Regions from separate parts of the Homo sapiens genome. Here region 2 is linked to region 1. A link is an interaction called in ENCODE POLR2A ChIA-PET data of the cell type or tissue named here. Cell type or tissue: Panc1. All regions are shown on one strand. Each heading gives the region's core, and the rest is flanking DNA. Links, peaks and the distances in the headings are about the cores only.

Region 1 (6,331 bases), core at 874-4,873:
ATTAGCTCTGTAGGAAATATGAATCACCAATGAGAATTTTTCTTGTCAGAGAATCTAAGAAGTTGGTCATAAATATCCTCAACCTCCAGCCCGCATATTGGACCAGTCATGTGACAGGAAGTCTATAAGAAAGAATATTTATCAAACTTCTTTCAAACAGATGCAGAATCTAATTAAAACAGAAAGAGGGTTAGCTATTTTTTACGTTTTCTCGTGAAAAAATTGTTAGAATGCTTTGAACTAAAAAGCATGATAGTTCTGATGAATTATTACACTGATCATTGTATTTTCTTGAAAATGAAACAGTGTCCTTGCGTAGTTTCCAATAAATATCAAAAGACAACTTTTTCTATCATCTGGATATTTCTTTTTCAAAGTAGAATCCTCTACCAGCTGCTTCAAATGGAGTCATCCTTTTCTTCTGTGTCCTTGTTGTTCTAAATGGCCCTTTTTCCCTCTGGCCTCTATTGAAAGTTCCTCTATATCACTAGCATTCCCCAAACCAAATAGTGTTTCTAAAGCATTTCCATTTCAATAAGTGTCTCCATCCACTCACTGACACATTGTTTTAGATTGTATAACCTCAACCTTGGAAGTCAAATGCAAGCATCATCACTCCTCTTAGTTCTGTTTATGAGACTTAGAACAGTATATAGAGGAAAAAATATGTTGGGCTTACAGAACTTATTTTTCACAAAGCTGTGGTACACATATTTGCTGCAGATAGGAGAGCAAAATCCATGCAGACTAGTTCTTGAGTTTCACTCAACATGGAGTTCACATACATGCAAGTAAAAACACGAGTATTACTAAAAAATATCAATTTACACATGCCAGAAAACTGGGAAACACTGTTTAACAAAGGAAGCACAATTATACTCCTTATATCAGGCTCAAAACTATTTACTTCTGATTAGTTTTTGAATGTATACTGTTTCTTGGACTTGAATAAAATAAGCATGCTGTCTTGGTTGCAGTGTTCATAGTATCCTAATATCAGGGAATGAGGACAAATGAAGAAGTTGAGGAAACCATGAACATTTCCACCCATGAATAAAATCACTGATTTGACTGGCCATAGGTCTTTTATTTACGTTTGTTTTTTCACAGTATTTTGATTTTTCATGGTCAGGTTGGCCTCAAAGCCCTCCCACTAATTAAGGCTGATTTGAAGGAATGAACCATTCCCAGTTAACCTGTGGCCCCTTAGTAATTAGCTCAGTACCTAGCAGCCAAGACGTATTCAATAAGTACATGCTGATTCCATGAACAAAACAGAACCTTAATTCTTTTAAAATGACTTTTTCTAAAACAATGGTTAGGGCCTCCATATTACAAGAAAATTTTTATCTTTTTTATTGTAAAGCATATCCTATAACATGTACACGTGATATGTGAACTCTGTTCATTTATTTATAAGCATCAGAGTTTTGAAAAGCCTGCTTTTAGAGTTTCAAAACATCTTCAGCCAGACTTCCTTTGGCACACAACCTTGGTGTCTGCGTTTGGATGCGGTCCTTCAATTTCTCCACACACCCTCAAAACAGCAGAGCCCTCAGCTCATTGCTGCTTCAATCAGCTGCCTGTGTCGCAGAAGCTGAGCCGGCACACACGGTGGACGCTGGCAGATAAAACACGAAATTGCTAAAGGAGCCATGACAGATGGGAGAAATACCTCTAAACCCAAATCATGAGGGTTATCAGAGCATGACACACCAACAGGAACCAAGCACCAAGAATGCAGTAGCTATAAAATCTCAGTCCGCTCATTGCAAGCCAGGTAGACATATATTTCAGTCCATAAGTAAAACTGTTAAATTAATACGAAGCAAAGATGAGACACAGTTAGCAGAATTATCTTGAATTTATTAAACTTATGTTTAAGGAATGGATGAATGAATTCAAAAAGGCATGAGATATCAGAAAAAAAAATTGAGTCCTGTCATATAAGCATTTAATATATACCCAGCATGTAGAATGTAATACTATCTATGCGAAGTGTTATTATGTGATCACTTTTAATCTTTTCTGTAACTAAAAAGTCTGTAACCTTGCATGAAAATGATACAGACAATATTAGAATAACACATATCCTGCTGGCAGGGAGAGACACTTGGAGCTCACAACCACCCCTAAACCATCACTCAAAATCTTATTGTTATCCTAAAGGCAGAGTGGCTTCAATGTCCAATTATCCACATGTAAAATTATCTCATTCCCTCTCCAGTTCAAACTTTGATGTGCCAAAAGAATTCTCCACAGAGTGCAATACTCTAAATGTGGTATATTGATGATGTTGTAGGGGCTATTTATGGTTTTGTAAAGGGTTATTTTTACTCTCAACCATCTTCTACCCATGTGCTGACCTTAAAATGTAACCTTTTTTAAAAGATAGAAAATAATTGTGTTTTTAAAAAGGCCCAATCACGCCATCAACAATGAAAGTCACAAGAATGAAAGTCAACTATTTTTGATTGCTTAATTGACTTTTTATTTCATTTAATTAATTTTGTTAGAAATGTGTCCAACTATAATTTGTACATGATCATAAAATGGGTAATTGATAATACTCTTATAACTTAATTTTGACAAACATACATTGGAGTTGGTAAGCTTATCTCCTATGGAATTGTAGAATTATATCTCTTAATATAATTTTGATACAGTGTTTATACATAGCATATAAAGCATTCTACATAAGTTGCATAGTTTTTAGTTGTTTCATGTGTAAATAAGAGTAAAAATACTTATATCACAGAAAGTTGTGAGACTCAAATAAGAAAAAAATTACAACTAGATGCATATGTTCGAAAACTTTGATATCCCACTCCCTTGCTTTTTTTAGTTGAGGGATGTGTATTGAGAGTCTGTGCAGACTAACTCATTCTAGAATAGCATAACGTGAAAAGACAACAAAAAAGTAGCTTTTCTAATAACAACTACTATCAATAGAATGCTTACATTTTTAACCAGTCACTGTTCCAAATGTTTTACATTAAATTGCCTTTTTAACCCTCAAAGTATCTCCATGAAATCGGTGTTAATCCTGTCCTCATTTCACAGCGCAGGCAAAGGAGGTGCCAAGAAGAGAAAAGGTGAGCCCACAGTTACAGAGCTGGTGAGCTGCAGAAGGTGGATTCCCACCTAGGATCATGGATGCAGAGCCCACGCTCCTCGCTGCGATGTTATGCTGCCTTCGTGTCCAAGATAAGTAAAATAATCTCTGTTTCAAAATGTTGAAAAGAGTTACAAGTCTCAGAATCAATGTTCCCTTCCCCATAGTCCACCATTCCATCATGATCCCTTTTGTAGTAAACCGTGTAGCATGACTCACAGTTACAATCATGCCATAGATTCAGCAAGATCAAAGCATTGCAGGAATTCTGAAGCTCCGCAGAAATGTAATCCCTTCCGAGAGAGATGGCCGTAGCTGGACCAGACATTCAAGCAATCCTGCTGTGAAAAAATGACAAATGATTACTTTGGACATGGGGGGAAATACCTTTAGCTCAGTCTAGGCTTCCCAAGTATAGACAGAGTATAGATTAAACCTCCAAGTCTATCCCACACTCTATACAAGGGAAAGGCTTATACCTTCGGCTTTTCCACTTAGACAAGATGAAGAGCTAAGTTAATACAGCTGGAAGTTAAGCCATTTGTTCCAGATGGTGCAGATATTTCAAACTCGGTGTTCCTAAGGCGATGGTAACACACGGAATTTTATTCTGGTAGAAGCAATAATGTGTGTGAGAGTGTGATGTTTACTCGTCTGGTATATGAACAAAAAGCACATCTATTTAAGTAAATATCTGTGTTCACAAAGCAGAATACAGAAATGGGGTAATTACCTGCATAGTCAAGCTTAAAAAATATGCCTTTGACTCAAAAATCTGATGATTTTGAGCTCATTTTTTGCTTTAATAATCTGTTTAATTGCTTTACTTATGGATTTCACTTCTATGTAGAAAAAGCCTTAAGAAACAATTTGCTTGCAGGCACATCTTGGAGATATTGCAGGTTCGTTTCTAGGTCATTATAATAAATATTGCAAAGAAGTTAGTAACACAATTTTTTTGATTTTACGAGTACATACAAAACTTATTTTTTTACACTATACTGTGGCCTAAGTTTGCAATCGCATTATGGCCAAAAAAAAAAAAAAAAAAAAAAAAAAAAAAAAAAAAAAAAAAAAGTGCATACCTTAACTTAAAAATACTTTATTGCTGAAAAATGTTAACAAATATCTGAACCTTCAGTGAGTCATAATTTTTTGCTGATGAAGGGTCTTGCCTCAATGCTGATGGCTGCTGAAGGTTGGAGTAGCTGTGACAATTTCTTAAATAAGACAACAATGAAGTTTGCTGGCTCAATGGACACTTCCTGTCATGAAAGATTTCTCTGTAGCAGAAGATGCTGCTTGATAGCATTTACCCACGGTAGAGCCTCTTTCAAAATTGGAGTGAAGCCTCTCCAGTCCTGGGGCTGCATTATCAATTAAGTTTATAGAATATTCAAAATCCTTTGCTGTCATTTCAACAATGTGCACGGCATCTTTACCAGGAGAAGTTTTCATCTCAAGTGAGTTTCTTTACTCAGCCATAAAAAGCCGCTCCTCATCCATTCAAGTTTTCTCCTGAGAGAGCAGCAATCCAGTTACATCCTCAGCCTCCACTTGTGATTCCAATCCTCTTGCTATTTCCACCACATCTGCAGTTACTTCTTCCACTGGAGTCTTGAACCCTTCAAAGTCACCCATGAGGGTTGTAATCAACTTCTTTCAAATGTCCGTTAATGTTGATATATTGATCTTCCCCCACCAATCAGAATTTTCTCAATTTCTCATGCAGAATGGTAAATCCTTTCCAGGTTTTCAATTTACTTCGCTTGGACCCATCAGAGGAATCACTGTCTATAGCAGCTATTGCCTTATAAAAATATATTTCTTAAATAATTAAACTTAAAAGTTGAAATTACTCCTAGATCCTTGATCAATGAGCTAAAGAATGGATATTGCATTAGCCGACATGAAGACAGTGTTAAGCTCTTGGCTGACCAAGTGAGTTTTCAGTGAGCAGTAATACTTTTAAAATAATCTTTTTCTTTTTTTTTTCTTGAGTAGTAGGCTTCAACAATGGATTTAAAACATTCTGTAAGCCATGCTGTACACAGAGGCACTGTCATCCAGGGGTGTTGCTCTATTTACAGCACACAGGCAGAGTAGATTTAGCATAACTCTTCAGGGCCTTAGGGTTTTTGGAACACTCAATGGGCATTGGAGTCAACTGAAAGTCACCAGCCGCATTAGCCCTACCAGAAGATTTTGATTCTAGATTTTGGTTTAAAGTGAGAGATATGCAACTCTTCCTTTCACTCAGACACTTAGAAGCCATTTTGGGGTTCCTAATTTGCCTAGTTGCAATACTGTTGTGTCTCAGAAAATAGGGAGGCGTGAGGAGAAGGAGAAAGACCAGGGAACTGCCCATCGGTAGAGAAGTCAGAACACACAACACTTTGATGAAGATCACTGTCTTCTGTGGGTGTCGTTTGTGGTGCCTCCAAAACAATTACAATAGTGACATCAAAGATCACTCATCATAGATCAGAGATATATAATAATATTATTGCATTATTAAAAGTATAATAATAAAAACGTTTAAAAAATTGTAAGTTACCAAAATGTGACACAGATACACGAAGTGAGCACCTGCTGTTGGAAAAATGGTTGCAAGAGACTTGTTCCACAACACAAAACTTCAGTTTGTAAAGAACTCCCATAATCTGCAAGATGTGATAAAGCGAAAACAGTAAAACGGGTTGTGCCTGTACTTGGTATGTGTGTGTATGTTGAATTATAGATGTGGCCCTATACCATGTATTGTGTGTAGCCTGAGAACCAGGGCGAGAATCTCAAGGAAGGCAGTGAGCTCTGGCCATCAGGGCTGTGGGTCCTGGGAACATGACCGCACACCTGCAGAAGGCTGCCATGCCACCCCATATGGCTTTGTGACAGCCGCCACTGGACCCGATATAATTTCTTCTTGTGATCAGGAGCATATGGCTGTCACCACTGTTGAAAACTCACAGGCATCCTGTGCATGCCCACAATCCTCTCTGGCCTCCTCCCAGGCCCTGTGCCCTGCTGAGCAGTTTTACCTCCATGTAGGACTCTTGAGTTGCTGCCCCCTTCACCTCTCTCAGAGGCAGGACAGGGCCTGGATGGGGCCACCCACCCTCCTGCATACCCCCAGGCTCTCAGTGTGTGTAGTCTCTGCACTCTGAGCCCAGAAGCCACCATGTGAGTGTAAGCCCACTCCTCCAGTGAAGGAGCTGA
Region 2 (6,331 bases), core at 986-4,985, 170 kb before region 1:
CTTATTTTTCCAATTCTCGTTACACATTTCTGGAGGCAAATCTTCATTTAAAAGGTGCTGCAAACTCAAGCTTCCCTCATGAATGGCATGTGTTAAATGTGAGATACTCCGAAAGAGTTCTCACACATCACTGCTGTACAGAGCAAAGTACACTATCACGAATGCATTGATTTAATAAAAGGGCAGAAAGTGAACGAATGAATCGGTCAACTCGGGAACCTGGAAGAGCAAAGCCGCAGCAGGCGCTGCTCTCACCCATCCTGCCCTCAGCTTCAGCCTGCAACGTGTGCATTTTCCGCCCTGTGCTCTGCTGCTGAAGGGCCTTCGTCAGAGGATCGCCTCCTCCAGGAGGGCTGTTCTCCTGCTTCCCTCCTAGGACTGAGCTCTTGACTCCAGGAGCAGCTAACCACACAGTGTGACTTGCTGTCCTGGTCTCCCTGCAAGCTCAGGCTGAGTCTGTGGTTGCGCTTGAACCTCCTGCTGTTGAGTGTCCTCACTTCCTGGCCAGTTGGTTTCTCCTGGAAGAATTTATTTCACAAACACTTGCACCCAAACCCTCGCCTCAAATTTTGCTTCTGGGAGAACTCGACCTAAGATGGAAATGTACAGATAGAGTCTAAGGAAAGAAAGAAATGTAGGGGCACAAACTTAATGCAATTGAGAAGGTGAGGCAATATAAGGAATTCACAAAAAGAAGGCAGATGAACGTCTCGAAATCTTAATAATGAGAACTTCTCTATGATACCATGCTCAGTAGATTGGGTGTGGAGCTGGGATGGATGGGGACTTAATTCGGATGACCTGATCATGTGAGCAGTGTCTAGCAGAGCCCAAGGTCAAAATCCTTCAGGAAGATCTTTAGAACCACAAATGGGTTTCAGCAAATTATGAGCCCCCTAGGTGAAAATCTTATGAGAGAGCAGTAAAATAGAAGGAAGAGAATTAAATCATGCAAAGGCAGTGTATTATCAAAGGCTTCAGGGTGTGAGGTGAGTGGCTGGGTGCCTATATTTTTCACAGTAGACTTTTCTAAGGTGAGAGGATTTTTTATTGTGTAAATATTTATGTTCCTTTGTTTTTGGCAATGCTTGCATATCAAAGGTGTACAAGAAAAGTCAAATACATGAGAGCTCAGTAAGAATGGTCATAGAATCTCACTTTATTTTCTATTAATTTTTGTTTCTGTTGTGCTGGAAAAATAATATGCCTTTATATGGGGATGAGAAGGGAGAAAAGTCATTATATTCCTTATTCTTTTCTTTTTTCTTTTTTTTTTTTTTTTTTTTTGAGATAAGGTTTCATGCTATTGCCCAGGATGGAATGCAGTGGCACAATCATGGTTCACTATAACCTTGACCTCCTGGCCTCAAGCACTAGGCTCAGCAGCTGGGACTGCAAGTGCATGCCACCACAACCCGCTGGTTTTTTGTTGTTGTTGTTTGTTTGTTTGTTTTACCTTGTTTGTAGAGATGAGAGTCTCACTGTACTGCCCAGGCTGGTCTCAAGCTCCTGGCCTCAAGTGATTCTCCTACCTTGGCCTCCCAAAAGCTGGGATTACAGGTGTGAGCCACGGCACCTGGCCTTATATTGCTTCCTGCTTAGTTTCACAAGGACTGAAATCTACCCTCTGATTTCAACCAAAGTCCCATTCTGACATATAGAAATAGCAATTTGCTGCTAGGTATATATTTAGAAAGAATAAAATCTCCCTTTTAAGGTGAATGAAAGTAAGCTTTATCTTTCAAGTGGTGGGAAAGGAGGTCCATGCAGGTGAATGTGAGTGTGTTGGTGTGTGGTATACATAACATCTAGTGGGTACGACGGTGTGATCCTAGGCATGTAAAAAGAACCCCTCAGAGCAGTGGCCATATGGTATTTTCTGCAAATGGTTAGATGCTTTTGAATATTTAAAATCTTCACTCTAAAAATAGAACTGGGTATCTATCTGATAAGGTGGTTATTTCATTTATTATCAAAGGTTAAGTAAACATTTTCACTAGGGACATCACTAAAAAAAAATCATCTCTCAGAGAAAGGAAAATAATTCTTTCCAGTTTAATTTTATTCCTTTTTGCGACAGGAGGGAAGGCTGGGATCCACTGGGTTGATTCCAGGGCCTGTCTCTGGGCTGGGGGTAGAGAGGTAAATAGTGGATGCATCTCTTTGTCTTCCACAGTTTGATGGATGCCAGTCGCCAAATAAGAAATATTTTTAGTTTCAAGCCAGTTGCTACTGAAGTCAAAAGTTCTAATTGTTCATTTATCCACAGTTTTCTGGGTGAGGAAAAGGGCTAAATGGGAAGACAGAGATGCCTTCTCTTGCAGGGGTCATTGTCCTTGACAGTAGTGCATGCCCAGAAGAGACAGCATGACCACTGCAGTAAGACACCTGGGAGCAGGTAAGCACAGCCACCTGGCTGTTAGTGACATGGTTGTCATCATGACTATTATTATTATTTGTTAATATTTGTTCCCAGTGCCATGAGGCTGCTTTCTCAAGCAGCAATTTCTTTATTTCAAAACAAGTTTCAGTGTAATTCACCTCACTCACAAGGGTATTCTAGAAACAAGTGAGTTGCTTGTTGCTCTTTTTAGCTGACACACCGAATAAACCTTGACACTTTCCCTTCCTGGTTTCTCCCTTCCCCTCGCCATCATAGCAGGAGGCTGCTTTGAAATATATTATACTGACAGTGAGCATATGTGCAGCAGTAAATATTATGGTTTCATCTAATGCTTCAACTGTGAAAACAAAAGACAGAAAATGTAGTTCACATAACAGATACTGAGGTCAAAAACTATCGGTACAGATATTCCACATGGCAACTATTACACATTTCATGGAGAGCTTATTTATGGGAACATATTATGAGTCATAGCAATTCATAACATGGTGTGCTATGGAAAATTCCATTCTCCACTCCAACTAAATAGTAGACACACAGCACTCATTTTTGATTAATGAGAGTCATAAACATATCCCACCAGGTATAATACAGTAGTTTACAGCTCTAACCTAAATTGACAGATATATTTTTTTCTTCATAAAACAAGAAAAATGGGATAAGTAAAATTACTGCAGTTCTCAGCCCAACAGTTAACTGGCTACAGCCAGGGCCGGGGCAGTGTCATTACCCACTTATAGGGATTTCAGCTCCTCTGGCATCATTTATTCATTACCTATATTGCAGCATCTTCATCTATTCTATAAAGATCTTTCTAGTTTGAATTAAGATAATGTGCTATCTGTGCTTGTTAGATATGGCATAACGCGGTTTGTACTCACTTTAAATCTCACCAAGTCAGAGAGCATTTTTGCATTTGAGATAGAGCTAAAAATATTCACCCATTAAAATAGTAATCATCATTAAAATTAGCTCACTGATTTTGCTGATTAATTTTTCAGTAACAAGTGTGCTTTCCGAAAAGTTTCAATTAAACATTTTTTGACAAAACTACATTTTTAAATCGTAAGAAGAAAAAGATAATTAAGGAAATAAAAATAGAAAATTTAAATCTACTGTAATTTTTAAAAGCCTGAAAAATTCTCTGACAAAAATAAAGAGTGAAGAGGATGGGGATGGTTGCTATTACTAGAATGTAGGACTGAGTTAGTTTCCTACATTTTCATTTTTGGGCTGTGATCATCACACCTTGGAAATGTTGTCTATTTTTGCCTGTATAGAAAAAGTACAATCTAGCAGACATAAGAATTCAAGGGAAGAGGGCCACTTTGGTGAGATTTAAATCTTTATTTGCATGAGTTCTATTTTCAAATGCAACAGGCATGGTTCAAGTTCCGAACAAGGTTGGAAATCTGTCAAGGTGCAGCTTTAAATCCAGGGGATGAAACCAAGGTTGGCTGCTTATGAGGCAGTCGTTGGTACTTTTTTTTCTCTTTAGAATCTATTTTCGTTGAAGTTAAAGACATAAGCAACTTTTGAAAATTATGGCAGAAGAAATAATGGGTCTTTCTTTCTTTCTTTCTTTCTTTCTTTCTTTCTTTCTTTCTTTCTTTCTCTCTCTCTCTTTCTCTTTCTTTCTTTCTTCTTTCTTTCTTTCTTTCTTTCTTTCTTTCTTTCTTTCTTTCTTTCTTTCTTTCTTTCTTCTTTCTTTCTTTCTTTCCTTCCTTCCTTCCTTCTTTCTTTCTTTCCCTCTTTCTTTCTTTCTTTTTTTTTTTTTTTTGTTTTTTGAGATGGAGTCTCACTCTTTTGCCCAGGCTGGAGTGCGGTGGCATGATCTCCGCTCACTGTAACCTCCACTTCCTGGGTTCAAGCGAATCTCCTGCCTCAGTCTCCCAAGTAGCTGGGATTACAGGCGTGGCACTACCACACCTGGCTAATTTTTGTATTTTTAGTAGAGATGGGGTTTCGCCATCTTAACCAGGCTTGTCTTGAAATCCTGGCCTCAGGTGATCCACCTGCTTCAGCCTCCCAATGTGCTGGGATTACAGGTATGAGCCACCATGCCTGGCCGTTATTTCAATCCCATAAGAATATCAATCTGTACTGTAATCTTTAAGAAAGCAGACTAGTACAAATGTCTCTGGCTTTAAAATAGATACACATATTTTAAATGGAGAATAAGAACATTAACTCTAAGACAGAAACCTGTTAAAAAAAGTATAGAAGATAAATAGTAGGAGAAAGGTATAATGTTCAGCCATGTTAAAAATAATGTTTGCATATAATTTGGTACTAATAAAAGCAATTAAATACTCCTTAGGTTTGAATACTTGATGTGACACAGTATTTGTAATGGGTATATGTCACAAAGCAGTAGTGATGTCCGGCCCATCACAGATGACCGGCAGTAGTGATGTCCAGCTCGTCACAGATGACTATCAGAGAGTATGTGTCATGGGAATATCTTCTGACCTTTCTCATATAACGGGTGGCAGCAGACATCAAGAGAGACAGGGGCTCCTGTCAAAATGATCTGGGATATGGCAGGCAAGAAGGAGCAGCAGTTAACCCAAAGATTTCCATATTTCCATAGAAAAATACAAACACACACACACACACACACACACACATTTATTTTCTTTTTAGAGAACACAGATAATGTGTAGTTATATATTTCTTTATTTCCAAACATTAAGCTGTAATGGAAATCAGCTTGTTTTAATAATGTAATTTAGCTTAATCTTCGATGGAGCTTTAGTGAGCTATTTTCTAGAATTTTTAGAAAGTAAGTCATTTGCTGTTTATGAGTCTCATTACATAATCTCTGGGCCATTTGAATTGCAAGAGATATTAAATCAAAATGTTTATAAAAGGTTATCTATGTATTCTATGACACAGTATGTCTGAGATGGCTAGCATTTGAGAAACAAAGATGTTCTTATTTGTCTCCTTTAATTTGAAATGTAAATTTAGTTTGGTTTAAAGTGGAATGCCATAGATAACTATCAGAATAAAACAATGTGTGTATTTGTGTGTGTGAGGGTGTGTAGATTGGTAGATAGATGATAGATGATAAATAATAGCTATACAGACGGAAGATAGCTATATGGACATTTAAGGTACCTAAATTATCATATATTGTCACATCTTGACTCCTAATTACATCCAGGTGCATATGAAAATAAAAGGTTTGAGCTATTTTAAATCCTGTGTGTATGTTTGTTATTTCCCAACATTCACCTTTGCCCTCTTGCAAACTATCTTTCCTGTAGCAGCCAAAGTGATTTAAAAATAAAATACAAATATTTTAGACCTTCGAAAGGGCTGGCATCACACTTAGAACCAAATCTAAACTCCCGGCTACAGCCTGCCTCTCCTAGCTCCTACGCCATGACTGCCCCCAACCCACCCCAGCTCTCTAAGCTCCCACCCTAGACCTCACTGGCTTCCTGCCAGCCTTAGGACACAGGCTCCTTCCGTTTCTTCAGCCTGAGATGGCCACTCCCTGGGGCTGGTCTCTGTAAGCTGGCTCCTTCTAGCACTGCTGGGGCTCTGCCTAACCTCCCACAGACCCCTTAACCAGCTCTGTGGGCTCTGCCCAGCTTCTAGGGAGTTGCATCCTGGTTCAGGGCATCTTCCTGGGGCTTGTAGGCCTCCCACAAGGGAGGTGACTGCCGGGTGGGTGTGTGAAGCCCAGCTCCCTTCCCTCCACAGCAAACTGCAGAGGTAGCATCATCACCAAGCATCTGAGCACACAGGCTGAGGCTGAGACCCCCTGAGAAGCTGTCCCCGCCTGGCATCTCCTGCTTCCCTCTCTTGACCCTTACATTGCCAGATTGGCTTCTTCTGGAAGCAGTTCTTTAATCGATCGCTTACAGGTAAATCTTCATCTCAGCATGTACCTCTGGGAAGTCTGAGGCAAGACAA

What was found. ChIA-PET counts read pairs that join two places held together with the same protein. Peaks named below come from ENCODE experiments on the same cell type or tissue, not always from the same donor. Only the 100,000 strongest peaks of a DNase experiment are listed, where the experiment ranks them.
Region 2: POLR2A ChIA-PET joins it to region 1 with 5 read pairs; 2 of 35 experiments call an interaction of 5 or more read pairs at or near these places.

Annotation. Positions count from the first base shown.
Region 1 is chr10:4,428,202-4,434,532 of GRCh38, forward strand. No RefSeq gene overlaps it. Among named protein-coding and RNA genes, the nearest start is that of LINC00703, 47 kb to the left of the region's middle. RefSeq lists an enhancer at 2,759-3,958. In Panc1, for the core only: no CTCF peak of the experiment used is centred there; no DNase peak of the experiment used is centred there; H3K4me3 peaks cover 645 bases; H3K27ac peaks cover 3,890 bases.
Region 2 is chr10:4,257,831-4,264,161 of GRCh38, forward strand. No RefSeq gene overlaps it. Among named protein-coding and RNA genes, the nearest start is that of LINC00702, 17 kb to the left of the region's middle. In Panc1, for the core only: no CTCF peak of the experiment used is centred there; no DNase peak of the experiment used is centred there; H3K27ac peaks cover 3,735 bases.